Regions from separate parts of the Homo sapiens genome. Here region 2 is linked to region 1. The links are chromatin loops, found by intact Hi-C in ENCODE. Cell type or tissue: dorsolateral prefrontal cortex. All regions are shown on one strand. Links, peaks and the distances in the headings refer to the core of each region. The heading gives the core; the rest is flanking DNA.

Evidence for each region. Peaks named below come from ENCODE experiments on the same cell type or tissue, not always from the same donor. Only the 100,000 strongest peaks of a DNase experiment are listed, where the experiment ranks them.
Region 2: it touches region 1 in a loop (2.8-fold over the local background); 46 of 110 quality-filtered maps call a loop at or near these places.

The regions. Positions count from the first base shown.
Region 1 is chr17:20,300,364-20,305,738 of GRCh38, reverse strand. The region is part of intron 13 of SPECC1 (sperm antigen with calponin homology and coiled-coil domains 1); the gene reads right to left. Among named protein-coding and RNA genes, the nearest start is that of FAM106B, 110 kb to the left of the region's middle. In dorsolateral prefrontal cortex, for the core only: no CTCF peak of the experiment used is centred there; DNase peaks (open chromatin) are centred at 2,968 and 3,390; H3K4me3 peaks cover 347 bases; H3K27ac peaks cover 3,127 bases.
Region 2 is chr17:20,233,802-20,239,176 of GRCh38, reverse strand. The region is part of intron 7 of SPECC1 (sperm antigen with calponin homology and coiled-coil domains 1); the gene reads right to left. Among named protein-coding and RNA genes, the nearest start is that of FAM106B, 180 kb to the left of the region's middle. In dorsolateral prefrontal cortex, for the core only: a CTCF peak has its summit at 3,245; a DNase peak (open chromatin) is centred at 3,199; H3K27ac peaks cover 5,000 bases.

The DNA of each region.
Region 1 (5,375 bases), core at 178-5,177:
ATTCTGTTGCATAACAAAGTTGCTTAATCATGATGCTATATCAAAAAAATTATCAAAGTAATAAATGCATATATTATAGTATATATAGATTGTATTTAAATCAAATGAAAACCTGTTCCTTCCTTCAATCCTGGTCCTTCAGAGAACTACCTTTCAATTTCTGTTTAGTTATGGATTATTTCCGTATCTCTGTAATATGCTAATACGACTACTACTTGATTTCTAAAATGAAGGCATTTTCTACTGACTTCCTCCAGGACATATGAGGACTCAGGCACCATGCATCTGCCTCCTCCTTACACTATAGACACATAGCTAATTTTAGTGCCCGTATTAATATTAGCTATGTTTGTGACCTTAAATAATATCCTTGAACTTCTATTTTTTGTCCCACTGGGTATGGACAACACTTCCTGACTCTACTTTGTATGTCAGGAGTAAATTACCCTTTCTTCCCTCCACCTGGTCAAGTTGTACATTGTCACAGCTGAGAACCTTTGCTTCCTTCCCTGGAAGCACATTTAAGTCCTCGGCGCTCTCTGACTAGAATGATTCTGGAAGCTGAAAACCACAAGCGGCATCACAGAAGCCAGCTGTGGGCACGTGTCCTCTACAGCTCCACCATCATGACCTGAGCCACTCAAAGCATCATTTAAAGGAGTTCCTCTGTTACTCTACCAGTCGCCCAAAATCACCCCACATTTTAGTGTGCCCCAGATTTGGACCCTGCCTTTCTTCAAAAGTTTGTTTTTTTCCTACAGTTTCTGCTTGTTTGGGGTTTTCCTTACTGGGAGGGGGGCTTTGTGCCTCCTTCTCATCTGGCCTCTTGCCCATTCTGACTGTTGCTTTTAAGTCCTAACATTCTCCTTGTGGCTGCCGCCATTCTATTCTGACACAGAGGGCCTGCCTCATAGTTGGACCCTGGCTTCCTCGCACAGTTTCTCATCTTCTCCTTTATCACAGCCTCGAGCTCTTAATCATCTCATCATTCTATGAAACCCTACAGCCCCAAGCCCTCCAGAACCTCACTGATTTTTGGATTTTACCCCCATTCTATTGCCTAGGTTCCTTCTTAAGAAAGAATATGGGGAGACACATTTTCTGGATGTATGAAAATTTCTCCTTTCTACCATCACGTTCAGTTAACAGGCTGGCTGGACAGGGAATCTGAGGCTGAAAATAATTTCCCCTTAGAATGTTAATGGTAGTGCTCCACAATCATTCAGCCCTAGTGTGTGGCTTCTTTTGGGGACTCTTCCTGGCTATTCTCTGATGTTTGTTCATCTAGATGAACCTAAGAATCATTTGTTCATGCTTCTCCCATTCCAAAATTCATTTCAAAATTATTAGGATTATATTAAAATTAAATTGTTATATTAAGTATAATTGAGATATAAATGTTTCTCTACATATTCAGTTTTAAGTTCCTCAGTGAAATTTCCTTTTTTTGAGATGGAATCTCGCCCTGTCACCCAGGCTGGAGTGTAGTGGCTTGAGCTCAGCTCACTGCAACCTCTGCCTCCCAGGTCCAAGTGATTCTCGTTTCTCAGTTACCTCAGTAGCTGAGATTATAGACATGCACCACCACACCTGGCTTTTTTTTTTTTTTTTTTTTTTTTTTGTATTTTTAGTAGAGAAGGGGTTTCGTCATGTTGACCAGGCTAGTTTCGAACTCCTGGGCTCAAGCGATCTGCCTACCTCAGCCTCCCAAAGTGCTGGGATTACAGGTGTGAGCTATGGCACCTGGCCATTATGTTCCTCAGTAGAATTTCTTAATTTTTTTTTTGAGATGGAGTCTCGCTGTGTCACCCAGGCTGGAGTGCAGTGGCACGATCTCGGCTCACTGCCACCTCTGCCTCTTGGGTTCAACCAGTTCCCTTGCCTCAGCCTCCCTAGTAGCTGGGACTACACGCGCCCACTACCACGCCTGGCTAATTTTTGTATTTTTAGTAGAGACAGGTTTTCACCACATTGGCCAGGCTGGTCTTGAACTCCTGACCTCAGGTGATCCGCCTGTCAAAGTCTTCCGAACTGCTGGGATTACAGACGTGAGCCACAGCACCTGTCCAAATTTCTTAATTTTGTATGTTTAGATTTTATACATAATTATGTATTTTAGATTTCATACATCATTTTATACCCTTTTCCATTTCCCCCACGGCTCTCACTCTCTACCCTTGCTTGAACATCTAGAGCCTGAAGCGACGGGTTTTCCCTGACACTGAAGCAAACTCTAGGCACCAGGTCACCAAAAAAACAGAAAGATGTAGCCACCACATTTTCTTCCAGTCTGTGGCCCATGCCTTGGAAAGCTGTTGATCTGTGGTGATCCTGCCCAAGCTGCCATGCCCCTTCCTTGAAATTAAAGGAAAGGAGCGGGCATGGGCTGGAAACTGCACACTTGTTACCCTAACACTACTCTGTTCTGCTGAGAGGGGAGCTGTGAACTCCTGGCTTCCTTCCATTTAGCCCAAATTAATGGCAGCAATCTCCTATTTTGGTGCTATTGAGGTCTTTGTGTTTACTTCAGTCCTTTTGGTTTTTAGCCAGTTTTTAGGCCACCATTATTCCAGAAGTCAAATATTTTATGGCTTTTAATATGTAATGCCAAACATTGCTTTCTAGAGCGTTACCCCAATTTTTGGCTCCAGCAATAGTGTATAAGTGGCTATTTTCCTGTACTGTCTCTGCCAAATGTATCAGGCTAAAAATATTTTATTGTTTTAATTTGTATTGATTACTAGTAAGGTCTAACGAGAAAGCATTTTTAAACTCAACGTTTTATGCAAAAACCTTCTAGTTTGATTCTAATGAAACCACTTGTTTTCTTTCCTCTTTTTTTTTTTTTTTTTTTTTTTTTAGATGGGCTCACTACTGCAGCCTCAAAATCCTGGGCTCAAGGGATCCCCCAGCCTCAGGCTCTGGAGTAGCTGGGATTACAGGCATGTTGCCACAACGCCTGGCACCGCTGTGTTTTCACAGTGTGCTGCATGCTGTTTCTTCTATGTTCAGTATCTGTTGTGAAAACACAAGCGGAGCAAGACGTGGTGGCAACATGCCTGTAATCCCAGCTACTCTGAAGCCTGAGGTGGGAGGATCCCTTGATGAAAAACTGTCTCAAAATACCCTGAAATAGTATACAGGGTGACATAGAATACAGAGAGGGGGTGGTTTTTTATTCACAACAGTAACTTTTATTCATTTTTGCAGCAGCAGAACATCTGTGACCAAGTGTTATTATCCCAATGCTCTTTCATTTGATCACTGTCACCACCACTGTGCAGAGGCCACCTGGGAGGCAGAAGCCACAGACAAGCAGCAGCTCCGAAGGGCCTCACTTCCCCCACGGGCTGTAAGCTTCAGATGCAGCTCAGCCCACAGGAGCCGGGCAGGGTGACGCCATCACTGCTTCAGTCTGCCCTGGTCGGGGGATGATGGTGCAGGCCTGGGACCTTCCAGTTCCAGGACAGCCTAAGTGCCCAACCTGTGGCAAAACTCTTAGTCACCAGCAGGGATTGAGGGGTTGGGCCCGTTGGGCCTCACACTCAAAACCGACGGGAGAAAGATGCCAATCCTAGAGTTCCCCCTCTCAGGGTCACACTTCATTCATTTCAGATACTGACATAAGCAAGGTCCAGTCCACTACCTGAGTCCGTCTGGACTAAGCAGAGAGTTGCAAAGGCGGACAAGTGAATGCCCTATCTTTTTACTGAAAACAATAAAAACAAAAATGGCTGGGCACAGTGATTCACCACTGTAATCCCAGAACTATTGGGAGGCCCAAGCGGGTGGATCACCTAAAGTCAGGAGTTTGAGACCAGCCTGACCAACATGATGAAACCCCATCTCTACTAAAAATATAAAAACTAGCCAGGTGTAGTGCCGTGTGCCTGTAGTCACAGCTACTCGAGAGGTTGAGGCAGGAGAATCGCTTGGACTTGGGAGGCGGAGGTTGCAGTGAGCTGAGATGGTACCACTGCGCTCCAGCCTGGGTGACAGAGTGAGACTCTGTCTCAAAACAGCAACAACAACAACAAAATGACAAAATCTTTCATGGACTGTAAATCGCACCCTGTGATCATATATCTCTTTACTATCATAGAAGACATGCTTGTTAGTTTTTATCAGAAATTCTCTACTTAATACCAATGTCAGACATAGTTTAATTGCTTCCATCCAGGTGGGGACACCTCATAATTTCTATACATTCTGGGCTATCAACAACTCTATCACATACTTTTTAGATTTTGATTTTAATAGTTTTACAAACATTAAAGGCTTCTCTTGGTGCCCTTTCTGATGTAAGTGTAAATTAAAAAAAAAAAAAAATGCCCTGGCACTGAGCACATAGGGGAACACGGCTCCAGGCTGGGGCTGGACACATGTGCCTCTCATCCTGATGACCCAAGGTATGTGCTGTATTCACATCCACTTGCTCCCTGTGAATCCCAGCTTCTAACACACTTTTAGGAAATCTTTCCTGCTCTTTCCCCTCTCTGCTCTAGTAAGATTCCCCCCGTGTGCTCAGTTTTATATGGTACGAGTCTGCCTGTTGGGATACGTTACTTTGAAAACCCACACCCGTAACTGTGATAGATATGGCCTCTCTCACCAAAAAGAACGCCAGCATCCCCCAGGGCAAGCCACACACCAAGAAGTGGCGAAATGTCACTGCAGCCACTGTGGCTCCTCCAGAGTGTGGCCAGGATGGGGCATTTAGGAAACAGGAGGCTGGTTGTTCCTTCAGAGAGTGGCAAACGGGCTGTAATTAGCAAATAAAATCCTAGGCTCTGGGACACAACCCAATTCAAGATTACTGTGAGGCCAAACAGATCCTAAAATGAAAAATTCCAGACATCCAGGGCTGACTCAGACTCTCATCACAGACCCACAGTCTTCCACACGCTGCCTTACACACTCCCTGGTGGTCGGGTGATTGGTCTGGGGAAGAAATTCAACCCTGCATGTAGGGAGCAGGGGCCTATACCATGGCCTCAGCCTGCCCCCACTGCATGCTGCCACGGCTGCGGGAGGCCTGGGCAGCTGGCGGAGCCTCTGCGCTCAGAATCGCAGAGACTAGGGCCAGACACAGGGGCTCTGGCCCAGGAGGCAAGGCTCACAATTTGGAGCCTGAGAACAAACACTTTTAGGTCCATAATTTTCCAATACAGCCATGCTGATTCAAGGACAAAGCAGCCAGTCTGTCTGGATGACTGCAGGGAGTGACGCACACACACTGTCAGGAGGACGTAGGTGTGTGCATGTGTGGGCTTCACCCAGCACAGTGTTAGAAAGGCCTTCTGACTATTTTCAGTGCTTTTATGCCCACTATTTCCTCAGTTATCTCTCCAACATCGTATCAGAAAAGCAGACAC
Region 2 (5,375 bases), core at 226-5,225, 67 kb after region 1:
ATCTAGACTTTAAGTCCATGCTATATTTTCTGAGACCCTAGAGTTTTAAAAATTTATGCAAAATTAGCATTTTTACTCCATGCCCTTTTGTTCTACTAATGAAACTGTTCATATTCCATGTCAACCTCCTATTTACAACTTACATCCAGCTTTTTTCTACCTCAAATTCTAGTTACTTGATGTGACTTTGAAGTTCTGAAACTGTATTCAGAAAAAAATGTAGAACAAAACGACATAAAGGCCCTGCAGAAACGTAGCTGGTGATTAAAACTAAGCAGCAGACGCTTCTATATAATAACATGTTTATTTTGCACTTCATAAATGCTTACAGATAAAAATATTCAACAGTACCTAACGACAGGTCAAAATATAGGGTGCAAATACAGCAGTGCCTTTTAAGTTGAAGTTGCAGTTTTCTTATTGTTTATACTTGAAAACATCCAGCAAATGAATTTTAAATAATCCTAAGAACTCTGAATCTGAGGTAAAGAGTGCCCAAAATATAAATTTCAGTCCTATTCACAAGTATCTAAGTAAATTTTACAGAGAAGACCTCAATGTCTCTTCTCACGCCAAGCTAATTTTTCTAATGATTCTGTGCTGTCCAGTTTGACACCCCAAAAGATCTTCCTGAGTTTAAAGAGCATTCCTGTTCCTAATTTTCCTTTTATTAGACAGTAACTTTTGTCTTGTCTCATCCTTTGGATAACGTCACTAATGGCTCCATGCTGTGTACACTGTGAACCAGTTCCTCATGTGAGGATTGCAGAAGGTTTCTGCCTGATGGAGGTTGCTGAATTGGATTTGGATCTTCACAAACACACATATTTCCAGAAGTTTAAAATCACATTTTGAATTGTGTATCACTCTGATTTGAACACTAAGTTTCTGGGGTGAGTTTCATCCATGAAACTTTGGTGTAGTTGTCATTCAATCGTTTTCCATTAGATTTCTATTGCCATTGTCACCGTGCTTACCTATCCGGCTTAATAACATCCTTTATGATCAAACTTCTACTTATGTTTAACCCAACAAGATTCTGGAAATCAACCCAAAGCTTGGAGGCACCTTGTTTCAGACGAGGTAATGAAGTCAGACTCCAAGTGAAGGGGCTCAATCAAGACCCCACAGAAGGGGCCAGACATGGGGTCTCAAGCCTGTAATCCCAGCACTTTGGGAGGCTGAGGCGGCCAGATCACTTGAGGTCAGGAGTTCGAGACCAGCCTGACCAACATGGTGAAATTGCATCTCTACTAAAAATACAAAATTAGCCAGGAGTGACGGCACATGCCTGTAATCCCAGCTACTTGGGAGGCCAAGGCAGGAGAATAGCTTAAACCCAGGAAGCGGAGCTTGCAATGAGCCAAGATCGCACCACTGCACTCTAGCCTGGGCAACAAGAGTAAAGCTCCAACTCGCCGAACCTTCTGACTTCTTCGGAATGTGACATCACGCAGATGGCTTCCTATTTTGCCTTGAGTAATGTGAATTCCAAGATGATCAGACACCACGATCAAAAGGAAGCAGAGAAATGAACACCAAAAAGTAGAACTTGGGCCTTAGGTTCTGGGTGCGGTGGCTCATGTCTGTAATCCCAGCACTTTGGGAGGCTGAGGTGGGGATCACCTGAGGTCAGGAGTTCAAGAGCAGCCTGGCCAACACGGTGAAACCCCATCTCTACTAACAATACAAAAATTAGCTGGGTGTGGTGGCAGGCGCCTGTAATTCCAGCTACTTGGAAGGCTGAGGCAAGAGAATCACTTGAACCCGGGAGGCAGAGGTTGCAGTGAGCCGAGATCGTACCATTGCACTCCAGCCTGGGCAACAAGAGTGAAACTCTGTCTCAAAAAAAAAAAAAAAACAAAACAAAACAACAACAACAACAACAACAAAAAACAAAAGAACTCGGGCCTGCGCTGTACCCAGCTCTGCATCTGCTCTGCCACTGTGCCCTTTTCAGCACTCCAGCTGCAAATAACTTTTCATAAGACTTGTACTTTGTTTTTTTCAGAACTTCATTTTATTCTCCAAATAAAAGACAGCTCAATCTTCTGAGGAAAAGTAAAAAGAGGGAAACATCATCTTTGATCATGCAGTAAGCTGATCCCAAAATGTGGACAAAAAGCAGAGACTCGACGGCAATGACTCTGAGAAACAGAGAATGTCACAAGGAGACAACTGGGCTCTTTATAAAGAGGCAATTTCTCCTCTACACATTCCCCCTTTCATCTAGAGATGGCTGCGGCTCCCAATCATGGCAAGAGCTGGGCTGTCTTTCTTCCACCAAATGCTCTGCTAGCTGACAGAGCCCAGGGAGCTGTGAAAATAGAAACGGGAGGGAGAGGCTGTAAAGGAGTTACCTAAGGCAATACAGTCTTAGTTCACAAACGCAAGAATTTCCAGCTTACACTGTCCCACAGGGAAAAGCTAATGTCCAGGATAGGCCAACAGATTTTAAGTCCTACTGTTCCAATTTTTTGGAAGCCAAAGGTTTTCAGACATAAAAAAAAAAAAAAAAAAAGCCAGACTGCAAATGCCTGTACTAGGCTCCTCCACCAGAACTTCTCCAGCAAAGAACTGTGTGGTGAAGCAGAGATGTCCAGGATGAACACCATAGGCCCCTCCAGAATTTACAGAGGCTCATGCTTCTCTCTACTGTCAAGGCCAAAAACCTTCTTGCTTTTATAACTGCAACCTAAAAATCCTAAAGGCCTAAGGGAAGCTTATGTCCACATTGTTGAAATCTGTAAAATCAGGGGTCAGAGAACAGGGAGGCAGACACAGCTCTTTAGAATTATAGACTGTGTGTCTAATGTCATAAATGTACATTTAAACTATGAAAAAAAGAGTACTAGGTGAGGGAACAGATAATGCTAGCTGGAATAAGAGCACATTGAGAGGACCAGGTTCTGCATCAAGGGCCAAATTAAATGCTGGAGACCCCTGTCCATCATGCCGTCATGGGTGCTAAGGTGAGGTCTGTTCAGAAACTGCTTAAGAATCCTCAGGAGAACAGCCCCCCTCCACCTGGGAGAGGGGCTCAGTATCAGAGCATCTGTGGCAAGACAGCTGGAAAAGGGACCTTAAAGAATCTATACCTCCAACTTCCGCCCCTCCCCTCTCCATGGTAGCTGGAGAACACATGCTGAGCGGCTGTGACCCATTAGAGCCATCAGAGCAACACAGAGGGCAGCACAGGCACACACAGTGACACTCAGGCTGACACGGATGTGCACACATGGAGTTAAGCCAATTCCAGTGGAGTCTGCACGTGCTGCGCTGCCACACTGCTCACCTCCAAGAGGGGACAATGCAAGAACTTGTGGTATAGGCAAAATGAAACACATTCGAATCACAGACATTCTATTTAGAAACCAACAGCATTAATTAGGCACAGATATTAAGTGTGTTTAATTATCTCTTTTAAAGACGTTTTCCATGGATGTTTATTGGTGTTATATGACAGACACAGTAAGAATCAGATAAGTCACCCTAAAAGTAATGGCATTTGCTGTTTCAGAACAAGAGGAACAAATGCCACAAACACAGAGGTCTTTCCCTGATGCTGCTTGAGAAGCCTGTGCCATGCACTGCTCACGAACCATGTCTTTCATTAGAAAGCTTGTATGCGGCACAATATATCATTACATTGAGCTGCCTGTGTTTTTTCTGTTTTTGCCAGGTCCCAGGACTCAACTTTTCAGGAAAAAGATGTGACGGGTTCATTTCAGTGAGAGTTTTCATTTCAAAGCCTTTTTCTCAATTGGTAGTTTTCAAAACTGGGAGGAGCCAGAGCTGAAAAAGTTATTATCTTTTCATCTATTACATTATATGTGTCCAATGAAACAGATCACTTTTAGGTCCCTAAAAACACACTGGCTTGTTCACATTTCTGGAAGAGAAAGAGCAGGCTCCCAAGCCACAACTAAGATATGGAGATGCCACTGTGTCAAAGAGGTTCAAGGCATTGCACCAGAATAACTCTAAGGCTGGCACTGGAGTTTCTTACTCTCCCACCAGGGAAAGGTCAGCTAACCAACCAGTCCAGAGAACAGCAGAGCTTAAAGAGACCTCAAAAACGACCCCCTCTTCCCACCTCTTTTAACAGAGGCAAGAGGCAGGGCTGAGAATGAGATGTTACTGGTTGGCTGCAAACATGACACTGGGAATGAGATATTGCTGGTTGACTGCAAAGATGAGGCTACCGCCTTCCTTCCCCACATACCTTAACATCAGTTATTCTGACTCTGAAATAAAAATATCTGTGAAAGTGTAACAGGACCGAAGATCATGGATGAGTTAGATAATATCCCACTGTTTAGTTACTGAGTTCCAGCAATGAATGCTGGTTTGCATTTCTGCCCAGGTGCTTCATCTCGTGCTTATCAGCCTGGCTGCAACCAACCCTGTGAGTGCCCACGGACGCAAACAGAGCTTAAGAACCAGGTAATCTCATGTCTGGATCCAGGTGCTTTTTGGGTGATCTTACCTTCTCTCAGTTGTCCTTGAGGACCTCGTCAGAGAATGCTCTGCAAGTTCTTTGGCTGTGGCTGAACCAAGAATGACTTTTGAGTTCTCACTAGATGACTGTCAAAGTCAAACTGAGTTTCAATCAAGAACTCATTCAGTCAAGATGGAAACACTAGGTGGCTTCCGGAGCTTTGAGGGTGTGAGTTGGTTTCAAGTCTTGCTCATGGGGTAGGTGCTGGAAGTGGCTGAACCACCAGCAACTAACTGCCATATAGTCAACTCTTTACAAGGGGCAGCTTGCCAGAGAAGTGCAAAATCAGACAAGAAACCAGCATCTCCGGCACTTGTCTGACTTCCTGCCAAATGCACTGACAGACAGAAACGTTCTGATGCCTGATTTCAGTACCATGACATGTTCTCATTGGTGTCCATTCTAAAATTTTGAAATGTTTTTTGAGAAGGGATTAAACTGTTAGATTGGGAGGTAGGTTTGCAAATCACTGGAAAATCAAAAAAGAAACATTCTGTGCTTAAAAAAAAACGTGACGTTAAGATTGAAGATGCAGGATGCAGCATAGGGAGTCCTAAACTGGCAGGACGTATGCGGAGATTTCCTAGAATATCAGGGTTCACGCTGCATGGTCTGGCCTGTGTCTCAGAATATACATAAGAAACATGGCATCTCATAGAAGAACCTGGCCTGTGTCTCAGAGTATACGTAAGAAACACAGCATCTCATACAAGAACCTATTCAGGGCCACCATAGAAACTCAGGACTTGTCTTTTACCATTTATCATTAAAATAACGTACATGTGAAGCAACACAAGTTCTGACTCGGATTTTCTTCCAATGACAGACAATAGGGAAGCAAGACAGAGGCAAACGAAACAAAAGCAGACACAGA